Linked DNA regions of Homo sapiens: region 2 is linked to region 1. The links are chromatin contacts, found by Hi-C or POLR2A ChIA-PET in ENCODE. All regions are on one chromosome and are shown on one strand. The core of a region is the stretch at or near the end of the contact, and the rest is flanking DNA. Distances in the headings are between cores, read along the strand shown. Region 1 overlaps TEK (TEK receptor tyrosine kinase). Region 2 overlaps TEK (TEK receptor tyrosine kinase).

Region 1 (2,826 bases), core at 131-2,630:
ACTTTCCCAGTCATTTGAATACATGCACAGAGTCCCTGGATAAACACATTCCCAGGTGAAGCAGAACTTCTGCTCAGCCCTCATACTATAAACAAGTGTCCTTTTTGTGATATATTTAGTGCATTAGTTTTTAATATTTTTGTGCTCTTTATTGCCATTTTCACCATTTACAATGGTCCCAAGTCTAGTGCTGAAGTGCCATCTACTTCTTAAACATCACAAAGCTGTGATATGCCTTAGGAGAAAACTTATGTGTTAGGTAAGCTTTGTTCAGGCAGGAGTGCCTCTGGCTATGAGTTCAATGTTAATGAATCAGCCACGGAGACCAAATGGTTTGTCTTTACACCAAGACACAAATAAAGCAGGGTTATGTATTAATGTGTTGACGAAAATGTCGTGACCAGAAGCTTGCAGTGACCCTAACCTCGTGTTCGTGGTTTACAGAACATAAGCACCATGAATAACAACAATCTACTGCATGTCTAGCTGTGACCCCAACAAAAACCTCCTTAGCTGCAAGTTTCTGTGTTTTTTTCTGTTTATATCTTCTGAGTACCTGACTCAGTGTTGGGCACAGAGTAGAAGCTCAAAAAATATGTATAGAATAGAAAGAGTTGGAAAGAAATGAGATGTGTTGAGAGAGGTGGGATGGAATGGAACAACATTTATACAGATTCTTGGAGGCAGGGTACTCTTAGGAGCAATTACCCTAGTAGCACAGGGAGATACAAAAAAATAATGATAGTTAATATTATATTGAACATTTGTTATACACCTATATTTTGCTAAGCATTTGACATGCTTCAAATCATGTAACCCTCATTAAAGGGTAATATTGTTATCCTCATGCTACAGAAAGGTGAAACAACTTACCCAAGGTCACACAGCTGTCACATTTTTGAATGGGGCTCCAACCCAGATTTATCTGGCACCGGAGTCTGTGTTCTCAACTGCCTGGGCATAAGGTGAAAAGATGGGCTTGGTAGGGGTTATAAGCCATGAGTTTCATTAGAAAGATCTCTAGGAGAGAAAAAGGGGGCCTCTAATAGAAGCTAGTCTTAGTCACCGGCTCTCCTAGCCTGAAAAAGAAGACAGTGATGCACTTAAAGGTGACTTTTTCCTGGCTGGCAACAGCACTGTCTTTTGTTTGATTCCAGAAGCAGCTGGCAGAACTCATGTATTACTCATGCTGCAATCATAATTTACTGATGGGCTTCCATACTCTAGAGTTACTCAGCAGTCAGAGCTGTATCCAAGCCTGTTAGGCGATTACTACAGGCTTCTGAATGTGGCTGAGCTTCTGCAGCTGTTGTGTGTTTCTGGCTCCAGCTCCACATCTCTTGGCAGATGGTTTGTGTGAAAAGCACTGCTGACTCTGGGTGTGAGATACACAGGGCCGAGGCGGGTGGGGAGACCAGGCAACACAATGCAAGCCCATGCTGGTTGGGTCTTGAGTTTGTGGCTATGATGCAGTTATGAGAGAGGAAAAAGGGGACTTATAAATGAGCGACTGGGGACTGTTCCGAAGGTCACTCCTTCAAGCCCTTCTGCTGGAAGAGAATCAGCTGACACTAGGCCAATCTGCGAAGTCAACCCTAACCCTCCTATAGCCACTCTGGTGGGATAGACCTCATATGCACAGGTGTTGATGGTTAGATGGATTAAATATTAGTACTGTCACTAATTTTCTTTGTGTTTTCTAAATTTAAGCATTGTTCTAAATGGTTTATAAGAACTACCTGAATTACTTGCTCCTCCCTCCAAAAAAAACCCATGAGGTAGGTACTATCATGCTGCATATTTTACAGATGAAGCCGAGTGAGTTGCACCACAGTGCAAAGCTAGTAGTTGTTATAATAGGTTGAATTATTGGCCCCAACTCTCCATCCTTCCTTGCTTCCACATTTCTGCTTTGGCCTCGTTGTGGGCAGAGTGTATTTCCCGTCCCTTGACTTTGGGCACATCACTTTGGGTGTGACAACATGCTAGTTCTGAGCCAAGGCCTTAAGAAGCCCCACTTGTTTACTTGTTTCTACTTAGCTCTCTTGTGTTTCTAACATCACGAGTAAAACATGCCCTGAGTGATCCGCTGATCCAAGAAAGATGATATGTGCGCAGAGTCATCCAGGAAACCCACATACCTACAGCAAGGAGCAGAGCTGCCCCAGCTGCTGCAACCTGAAGCAGAGCTACTCAGCTGTGTCAAGCATAGATCAGCTGAACCTTGAATGAGCCAAAAACATGGGAGTAATTATAAATGTTGGTTTAGCCACTGAGTTTTGGGAGTAGTTTGTTACATGGCAACAACTAACTGATACAGTAGTAAGGCTGGGATGCAAGCTCAGCCTGTCTGACTACACTGTACGTGCATTAAGCTGTAATTTACATTGCCTTCCATGCTCTTTTAAAGTGAAGAAATTCGCCAGCTGCGGTGGCTCACGCCACCCACCCGGCACTTTGGGAGGCCAAGGAGGGTGGGTCACCTGAGGTCAGGAGTTCAAGACCAGCCTGACCAACTTGGCGAAACCCCATCTCTACTAAAAATACAAAAATTAGCCGGGTGTGGTGGTGTGCACCTGTAATCCCAATTACTCAGGAGGGTGAGGCAGGAGAATAGCTTGAACCTGAGAGGCGGAGGTTGCAGTGAGCCGAAATCATGCCATTGCACTTTTGCCTGGGTGACACAGTGAGACTATCTCAAAAGAATAAATAAAATGAAGAAATTTAACCTCTATTGAGTTGACTGAATCTGAACAAAATGCTGACTTCTCTGGGCCTCAGTGTTGTCATCTGTAAAATGAGCAGGTTAAACTGAACCAGAATTTT
Region 2 (2,826 bases), core at 230-2,729, 60 kb before region 1:
ACACAAACACTCAGATTAATTTGAATTTTGAAATACTAATTTATAGCAGGAAAAATGCCCACAGCCCTGAATGTGAAAAGACATTCATGTTAATTATATAGCATAGCCTGGGCTTCTTATTAAGTGAGTAATCCTCAAAATAGGGATTCTCCAAATAATTCTCTACAATAATGAACAGGAAGTCACAACGGCAATGCTAACCTTCTTGTGAAATATAATCACTACCAGATATGTTGTGCCTGACACAACTCCAAGTATTGTATGTGTTTAACAAGGCTTCACAATAACCCTAAGAGGTACCTAAATTATGCTTCATTTGCAAATACAGAGACACTCAAAAAGGTAACTTCATTTGGTCAAGGCCACCCACAAGATTATGAGCTGTTAGGGACAAAATCAAACCTGGGGCTGTGTGACTCCACAGTTCATACTCTTAATTTCTTCACTCTAGTTTCATGCATATAATTTTTTAAAGGCTTACTATCCTGGAAATTACCCCAAAGGTATTTTAGTGGTCGCATACATTTCTGTCTAGAAGCAGCAATACAAAAACATAATGCATCAAGGACACAATCCCTTTTTCTGGGAAATGAACTTACCTTTAACAGAAATGTTGAAGGGCTTTTCCACCATCCCAGCCACTGTGTTCACACTGCAGACCCAAACTCCTGAGTCAGGGGGGAGGATCCGGTGGATGGTGAATATGGCTACTGAGAAATGATCCGTATGGTTAAAGTCTTTTGGCTGAAAAGGTCAAATACAAAAAAATAAAAACTTCTAGGGAGGCATAAACGCAAAGGTCCATAACATTGACCCCATCTCATTGTTTAATAAGAAGTTTCCTAGGAGAGATCAAGAAGCTAAATGTAATGCTAATATAATTATTGGCTTATTTCCAAAGCTATTGTAGTAGCCCTGAAAGTTTATTTTGGATTGATGCCCTGTCAGATCCTGCTGTTGTATTTGTGTGTTTAGGAGTACGGGGTAAACACTTACAAGCAAGACACCTGAAGCATGATTTCTTTTAAACTCCTCCTCATAAGATTTGTTCCTTTCCTATCTAACACAGAGATGGCTGCGTGGGAGGACAAAGTGACTTCCTAAGTGTTTGAGAGGCTGTCAAGTGGGGAGTACTGGAAAAATCCAGGGTTCTGAAGAGAGATGGACCTCTGCCATTTTTTTTTTTTTGAGAGACAACAAAGTCTTGTTCCTTGGCTCAGGCTGGAGTGCAGTTGAGTGATCATAGTTCACTGCAGCCTCAAACTCCTGGCCTTAAGTGATCCCCCCACCTCACCCAAGTAGCTGGGACTACAGGTATATGCCACCATGTCCAGCTAATTCTTTTTTTATTTTTTAAGAGATGGGGTCTTGCTATGTTGCCCAGGCCGGTCTCAAATTTCTGGCCTAAAGTGATCCTCCCACCTCAGGCTTCCAAAGCACTGGGATTGCAGGCATGAGTCACCGTATCTGGCCTCTTTGCCATTTTTGACCAATTCCTTAGTTACTTAACTTCACCCAGCCAGTTCCCACTTCCGCCAAAAAAAAGAGACACTAGGCAATGTTAAGTAAGAAGTTACATATAGTTATGGCCAACCTTACTAAATAGTAGCCATTACTTTCATTAACTCATGAAAAAGCCAATAAGATTTTGGAAGCCATCAATTGGCTTCTTCTACCTGATGGGTTGTTTGAGTGGAATCAGGGACATTGAAACGTGGACCCTAGTAATGGTACATTCTACATATTCCTCCCTCAGAAGGTCACTCATACCTGCCTCTGGTCAAGCTGATTTTGGTCATCTTTGATAGAAAAATAGGATAATAAGTATTTCTAAATTTTTAGATTAAAAAATACATCAATATCCTAAGGATCACTTTCAACACAAGAGAAATTTGGGGTGGCTCCTGTCTCTGCTGCATTTGGTATAGTTGGGAGAGAGAAGGAAAGCATGTTCGAAAAGTAGCTTGATCCTTTTAAACAAAAAATAACTGCTGTGATATTACCTGACCATGGGTGAGCATCAGCAATGAAGGCAAAGGGAAGAGGTGGGTAGAAACCCAATGAATGCATTCAGACCTAAGGGATCCCGTGGATTGTAGTTTCAGAACTGGGGAACTCTCCTCTTCTATGCTCCCCTAAACTGCTGCTCCAAAGAGCGTAATAGGAGTGGACCGGTCATCAAAACTCCATGTCCTGGTTGCACTTGGTAGCACGTAAATCTGCTGATTCATGGGTTGCAACACCACCTTACTCTCCTGATATGAGTAGTTAGAGATATGGGGACACTGCGAGAGCAAAGCTTTGCACAGATTGACACGTACTTCTCCCCATACCAGCTGGACAGTCCTGCAGGATGTGTGCCATCCTTGGCACCCAGCTCTGTCAGTTCCCCAGGAGGCATATTCCCAACCATGCAGAGCAGTACTGGCCAACAGAAGAAATCAGTGAGGCTGCAGTGAGTCAGTTCTGCCTCTCCAGGAATAGGGCATTTTATCAAAGCCAACAACACACTAGCCTAGGAGGATAAAAGCACTGAATGGTATCTATCATTTAGTGGGGTGATTACTACACTGAAGCATCTCATGCTTTAAGAAGGGCAAATTAAGAATGGCTCTTACATGGAGCACTGTCCCATCCGGCTTCACCAGGGTCATTTCTTCATTAGTAGGTAGCGGCCAGCCAGAAGCTTTGCAAATGGGATTAAATTTACCACTGTTTACTTCTATATGATCTGGCAAATCCACTATCTTTGGGGTCATCCTCTGTATGCCTGAAGGAAGAAAACAGCACTGTGAAATCTAATATTTAACAGAGCCAGCAGCAGTA

What was found. A loop is a pair of places that touch in the nucleus more often than their neighbours do. ChIA-PET counts read pairs that join two places held with the same protein, here RNA polymerase II (POLR2A). Pooled maps may share reads with other maps.
Region 2: a map of mammary epithelial cell shows a loop between it and region 1 (4-fold over the local background). The contact joins two enhancer-like sites. A Hi-C loop is called at or near these places in 27 of 168 maps with a recorded cell type or tissue (IMR-90, MCF 10A, PC-3 and 15 more) and 15 of 50 pooled maps. POLR2A ChIA-PET finds 5 or more read pairs at or near these places in 3 of 52 experiments (AG04450, MCF 10A and endothelial cell of umbilical vein).

Annotation. Positions count from the first base shown.
Region 1 is chr9:27,123,670-27,126,495 of GRCh38, reverse strand. All of the region lies in intron 1 of TEK (TEK receptor tyrosine kinase), which reads right to left. Among named protein-coding and RNA genes, the nearest start is that of TEK, 16 kb to the right of the region's middle. Within about 2 kb of position 1,380, at least 13 of the 41 ENCODE cell types and tissues checked have a DNase peak (open chromatin) inside an H3K27ac peak, as active enhancers do; they include endothelial cell of umbilical vein and gastrocnemius medialis, where a contact is called at or near this core.
Region 2 is chr9:27,183,403-27,186,228 of GRCh38, reverse strand. It overlaps TEK (TEK receptor tyrosine kinase), which reads right to left. Exons shown (of 23, transcript NM_000459.5): 8 at 2,619-2,770; 9 at 600-744. Among named protein-coding and RNA genes, the nearest start is that of TEK, 76 kb to the right of the region's middle. Within about 2 kb of position 1,479, at least 3 of the 41 ENCODE cell types and tissues checked have a DNase peak (open chromatin) inside an H3K27ac peak, as active enhancers do; they include endothelial cell of umbilical vein and gastrocnemius medialis, where a contact is called at or near this core.